Regions from separate parts of the Homo sapiens genome. Here region 1 is linked to region 2. The links are chromatin contacts, found by Hi-C in ENCODE. All regions are on one chromosome and are shown on one strand. Each heading gives the region's core, a stretch centred on a gene start or an enhancer-like site at or near the end of the contact. The rest is flanking DNA. Distances are from core to core; before and after follow the strand shown.

What was found. Hi-C counts contacts between places; a loop is a spot of excess contacts on that map. Pooled maps may share reads with other maps.
Region 1: a loop to region 2 is called in a pooled map, with 10 times the contacts of the local background. The contact joins the promoter of SMAD1 here to the enhancer-like site in region 2. A Hi-C loop is called at or near these places in 2 of 37 single-sample maps with no recorded cell type and 7 of 50 pooled maps.

What each region holds. Positions count from the first base shown.
Region 1 is chr4:145,480,344-145,483,542 of GRCh38, reverse strand. It overlaps SMAD1 (SMAD family member 1), which reads right to left and starts at 1,690. Exons shown (of 7, transcript NM_005900.3): 1 at 1,505-1,690. RefSeq lists silencers at 872-971, 1,062-1,121, 1,462-1,621, 1,792-1,921.
Region 2 is chr4:143,357,701-143,361,020 of GRCh38, reverse strand. The region is part of intron 1 of GAB1 (GRB2 associated binding protein 1); the gene reads right to left. Among named protein-coding and RNA genes, the nearest start is that of MIR3139, 16 kb to the right of the region's middle. Within about 2 kb of position 1,885, at least 24 of the 41 ENCODE cell types and tissues checked have a DNase peak (open chromatin) inside an H3K27ac peak, as active enhancers do.

The DNA of each region.
Region 1 (3,199 bases), core at 441-2,940, 2.1 Mb before region 2:
ATTTATACCAATTGAAAATGCTGGGGCAGTGAACACTTCTGTTCCGATTCTTTTTTAACACGGTCCACCTACCTTCAATACAATTTAAAGTAATTACAAACAATTTGAAAAATCAACATGGGCAGGGAACAGTTTTCTCATTGTGTTACTGAGGTGTGGGCAAGTTATCCACAACAGGCAATTAGACCCAGAGATGTTCTGAAATAGAGGCATTCTGAGATTTAGCGGCTGAGAGTTTCAGCAACAGGAAGAAATAACAGAAATCATGCAACTTCTGTATCATTCCACGTACTTTGAAACTTCAGATACAATGGAAAGAAAAGAGGGGGGAGGGCAGAGAAAAAGGACAGTTGTCTCAGCACTCACGAAAAGGATGCTTTCTCAGGAGATGGTTCTGAGACCGGCCTCAATTTTCAGAAGGAACGCGCCTTTACTGGTTATCTTGCACCGTGTATTTAAAAATTGCATGCTCTTCAAAATAAACAAAAGCTCAGCTACTGTAGCTGTGAGATCTGGCAGGCATTTGTTCCTCCTCCCCTCCTAAAGCACATCAAGAAAACGTTCTCCCTTTAAAGCCTTCATACAGTTTCAGCAACTAGAAAAACAAGCCCACATCTGTCTCTCACGCCCACCACCCCCACCTTCCTACAGAAACAACCCCGAGAAACACTAACAAAGACAGGGAGCAGAGTAAAGGAACAGTTGTTCAACCGCGAACTCACGAATACACATGCAGTGAGGCAATCGACTCCGGTAAAGGGAAAGGAACGAGACACCAGGAGACGCAGCGGGTGTAGGCGGAAGAGGGGGAAAAAATTACGCGCCGCCGCCAAACCTTTGAATAAATTAGAGGGGATCTCGGTGCGAACTTTCCTTGACCTCGACCCCAAAGAGGCTTGCTGGGGCCGAGAAGAAAACCCGTGCGGGATGTGGAGGGGCCCGGGGCGCCGGGGTCCCCCGCCCGCGAGACCCGCTCCACCAGGCGCCTTGGAGAGCAGCGCCAGCGGTCGTCCTCCAGCTCCCGCAGGGGTCGCCCCGCCGGCGCGGGGGACACAATGGGTCCGCGGGCCACGCGAACGGGCCTCGGCCCGGCGGCAGCACGGGAGAGATGTGAGGAGCGCGCGGAAGGGGAGCGCGGCCGGGGAGATCCCAGCGCGGTCAGGCCCGGGAGCCGAGGCTCGGGGGCCCGGGAACTGGGCTTCCCACAGCAGAAGACCCAACAAAGACACCAGGGGAGCCCGGCGGGCTGGGCGCGAGAAGACGTGGTAGCAGGTTCGCTCCTCCGAGCAGACGGGAGGCGCCATCATGGGGGGGGGGGGTCGCGGCCCGCCCCGCGCAGAAAGAGCCCCCTTCCCGCCGCTGCCCGCGCCCCCAGCCCAGCACGACCGCGGCGGCCCCACGCGTGCAGAGACGGCGGCGGCGGCGCTGGAAAGCCCGGGGCGCCGAGGGGAGGGCTGGGACGCGGCATGAAGGGAAAGTTCGGTTCGGGTCTGTTTCGTTTTACCGGGTTGGCGGCGCGCCCGTCCGTGTGGGAGCACGAGTGGCCGGGCGAGCGGGGTCTCGCGGCCCGGGTCCGGACGGCCGGGCGCTGCGCCACTCTCCGCTCCCCGAGCCTCGGCCCGGGTTGAGCCGCTCGGCCTCTCCTTTCTCCGCCCGCCCGCCTGCTTTCTCCTGGAGCCTGGATTGATCTGGTCGCGCTGGCGTCAGGGAGTCGGAGCTGCCCAGCCTCCACTCCTCAGCTGCCAATACCCGGCGCACTCGCCTGCCCGCCCGCCCGCTCACACGCTCACCCGCTCACCCGCGCGCCGCCGCCGCTGCCGCGCGACCAGGGATCCTCTCCAAATTCCCGGCCCGGCCGGCGTGAGCGCAGCGCGGCCGGGGCCGGAGGACGGCGCGGGGGAGCGGCCGGAGCCACCCCCTTCTACCGGCAGCCCCACGCCCCGTTTCTTCCTGGAGAAAAAACAGTGTGGCGGCGTTCAGGCTTTCCTAACCCTGCCTTTTTAGTCCCGGTGGAGCGGACTTAGTCCATTATCTGCAAGTGAATTTCGATGTTCCATATGTTTATTTTCTGAAATGTTCATTAACGCTTCCACCGCGCCCACTGAATCGTTCTATAAACGTGGAGTGCATGTTGACAGTTACCTTTCGAGACGCGCCCTTTTATGTCTATCTTTCGTTGCCCCTCACTCACTCTCCAATAATTTGCAGGCCCCAGAAGTTGTACGTACCCAGAATTGGATAGCCTAGTAAATACTGCACGTGGTTATACAAACCCTGAGTCAACAGATGCGTTTTGTGTCAACTCAGGATCCAGTGATTCGAGTAGGTAACCTTGTTGCTCCAAATAATGGCATGCCATAAGGAGATACTGCTTTAGAACTCCACATTTTTGGTCCAATTTCTACAGTCTTTTAGATGATGCCAACTCCCCCGCACTTAACTCTTACCTACCTGATCTGCATAGACATTGAAAATATCTTCTTGCAAGAGTCAACTTTTCTCTTGGCTAACTCTTGAAGCTGCATAAAATCTTGCATAATTACTATAATGTTGAGTTACGTTTAGAAAAAATGATTTTTTTTTGAGGAATAAATTTCACATGAAGCAAAAAAAAAAAAAAAAAAATCACTCCCAGCAATGTATATCAGAATATGTCTTCTAATTAAATTCCTTTTTCCCTTAACCTATTTGAGCACTTACTGGTCAATTCGTGGGCCTCATCTTATTTTCCCTAAAAGCAGCGTTTGACGCAGTTGATCATTCTCTGCTCCTTAGAACAACAGGAAAGTGAACCTTGTTAAATGCCACTCGGATCAGGCCACTCCTCTGTTGAAAACCCTCCCTTGATAAATAGTATAAAGTATCCCATACAAGAGAACATTATTCAGCCATAAAAAGGAATGAAGTACTGATACTGATGCATGCTACATGGATAACCTTTCAAAACGTGAAGGGAAAGAAGACAGACCACACATTGTATTCTTCCACATATGTGAAATGCTCAGAGTAGGCAAGGCTATGGAGACAGAAAGTAGATTGGTGGTTTGCATAGGGTTGGGGAAATGAGGAACCTGGGGAGTGACAGCTAAAGGTTATGGGGTGACAAAATTGTTCTAAAACTAGTTTCTGGTGATGGTTGCACAACTCTGTGCATATACCAAAAGCCATTAAATTGCACACTTTAAATGGGTCAATCATT
Region 2 (3,320 bases), core at 636-3,135:
ATGTTAGCCTGATAGCAAAAATATGTCTTGTTGGGGAAAGGATGAGGTAGAAATTAAAAAATGTAAGTTTTGAAACTGGAAATAAGCACTCACACTTTGTTTTTAATTAGAATTGATATTTCTCCTACAATAATCTGACTTCAATTACCTTGGGCAATGCATTTGATTTCCCCTAGTCAATAAAAGTAAATTGTATAGAAGTTCACCTTAAATTCTCCTTTTGGCTTATTACCAGTAACTTTTACCATGGTACTTAAAAAAATATTTTCAGTAAGACCAAAATTGCCGCAGAAGTCACACGAAAAACAAAACTTTGGCACATGAAAAAAATTCTTATTAACAACAAGCATCAGGATTCTGAGAAAAATCAACCCACGAGACAACTTTTTTTAGCATGATGGCAAGAATTTGGGAAAAGGGAACTTACAGGAAAAAGAGTTTGTTTTGCCAATTATTCATTCACCTTTTTTTCCTTCTATTTTTGTAGTGTCCAAGTAGGATTCCTTACCCCAAACCTAATTTTATTTTCCATTTTGTCCTTTAAAGATCTCAATCTTCTGATTATAAAATCTAACAGTTAACCACTGAAAAGGCAACAATTCCATGAATGCAGGTTTTTTAACCTTTAGTTCAAAAAACAAAACTTAGAATGGAAACAAAGTATTTTTTATCTCAAATAATAAAAGCAAATTTAAAATAGAAAAATAACGTAAGAAACAAAATCAGAATCAGGAGAATGTAAACTGAAAAATTTCCCAGTTCTTGAATTCCGGTTTTTTAAAATTGATGTGATATATATGGGATTATTCTCCCCCTCATTATTTCAGAGTAGGACACAGAGTGGTGAATCTACTTATACAAAAGAAACATCTGTCTTCAATCCAGGATTCATATAAAGTTAGATCATTTGCACAAGGCCATATAGTTTTATGCAACATACAATAAACAGCCATTTCCTCTTCTACTCTCTAAAATCATTATAAACCAAAGACACTAAAAAATCAAGCAGGCTGCAACTTGCCCAACCTACAGAAATGAGAATCTCTTTTTGGGTATTTTGAACTAACAGTGACTCATGGAAAAAGGCAGGTTGCTGTCAAATTGAGATCTTCAAAGTTAGGGTTCCCCAGCGTTCCTTTGAACCAAGGAACCCTGAAATTGGAGCAAATGCACAGTATAACACAATAGGGAGAAACCATCACCATCACTTTAGGGGTTAACAAACACCCTTTGCCACTGGCAACCCCTGAAAATCTCAGAGAGACCCAGTAGGGAAGGAAGAGGTACTCTAGGAAAGACTTTGACATCCACCATTAGATTCCAATCTTTGGCTGGCCTGATTATAAATGAATATGAAAAGGACATACTCAACAATGACCAGGGCACACAGCCTTACAGAGAGCTTAGAGCACTCACACAGGGGATAAGGCACAACTTTTCATAATGTTAAACACTGAAGAGCAGTGATGTTTTGGGAAACCCAATAATCCTACAACTGGACACAGTATCATGCAGCCACTAGAAATGGTCATCACAAAGCACATGGAAATGTTCTCTCATTATACACCGAGGGAGGAGGAGAACAGGACTTGTCTAGCCTTTACTGTTTTCATATTGGGTAAAGACAGATAAAAATGCTTCCGTGGGTTTTTTGTTGATTTGTTCTGCCTGTGTACAAAACTCATTAATGGAAATAGTTAATAATCTACTTTCAGTATCAAACATTTTCAGTATCAGATCCAGCATGCTACATCTCATCTGGATGAGGGGGTCATCATCTGACCAGAATTTACTATAGTTTCACATTTATTTCCTGTTACTCAGAGAAAACGGAAATGGCCCCAAAGGAGGCCAACCCTGGGGCACCTGACAGCTGGGGTTCTTTACGACATCACTCCTTAAGTACTGTTTAACTTCTCATACCATTTAAAATGTTATCACACATTTACTTAGCTCTGCAGTTTATAACCAACCTACCAAACGGGACAAGCCAGTCTGGATTATACAATATGTAAATAAGCCAGGGAGCTAAGGAGCAAGCTGACAGCAGGACAAGTTGGAACCGGGATAGAAGTTAAACCTTACTACACCTGAAGGCAGCCTCTTCATTCACTTTCTCTTCATAGTGCTTTATAACTAAAACATGGAGAATACAAACACCAATTCAAAAAATTCTACGTATCCCCACAAATACCAATTAGTAAGTCACCAAAATTAATTAAAGGAAACATACAAGTCAATATTTAAATTTCATTTAGCTTTTTTAATCTGATGAACCTACTGAATACTCATATTTGGGCCTGAAAATATTAATGCATTCTAAAGAGATTATCAGTAATGTGTATCTTCTTCTCACACACACATGCTGTCAGCTTAAATGTGGGCACAGTGGCAGAACTGAAGTTTCACTAACGTTGTTTTAGGACTTGAATAAATTGTTTTAGTTTCATGTGTGTACTTGTTTGAAAAACAGATTTTATATTCACCACCTTCAGAGATGTTGAACGCATATCACGAAACTGGTAACACTGCATGAGTATTCCTATTGTGTCAAATACAACAAATTGACATGAGAGAAGCTCTACAAATGAAATATTTAACATTTTATAATAAAAAAGAAAAATACCGAAACAACATTCAAAGGTATTCATCAACTCACATTGCTTCATGAAGATTACAATCGCCTATAAATTTGTCTTTTAAACAGGCTGTTACAATTCAACTGGAAAAAAAGCTATGAAACTTAAAATTGTGTCTATACAATTAATTATGAGTAGATGGTGATCATGTAAGAATCACTGACAAAATTACATGTAAATCATTTAAGAGCAACAAAAGACAGGTGAAATTTAATAACTTCAATCTAAAAACTTTAAGGCATACACACACGTACACACAACGTATAAAATATATAATCATTAAAATGTCTGTTGAAAATTTAGGGCTTGGTTTAACGTACCGGAGTTCTTTCCTAGGTTCTTAGTTTTTAAAAGTGGTTTTTTAAAATAGCAATTTATATAACAGACACATTTCTCAGCATAGTTGCATCCTCTTTCCCTTCCACTAAAGGAGAGATTTACAAAACATGTATAAAAAAATAGGAATGCTCAAATTTATTCTTCCCTCTTTCTGATAATTCATATATATATATATATGATTTAAAACTAAGTCTTAAGAACCATCTTTGAAGAGATAAAGGAAAGGAAAAAGCCCTTAGGGTAGAAGGAATCATTTCCTGGAAATACTACTAAATACACACTTAAGGAGGGGTGAGAGTTGGCATCATGAGACTGTATCTTTCTATTCCAAAGGGTAAGTAC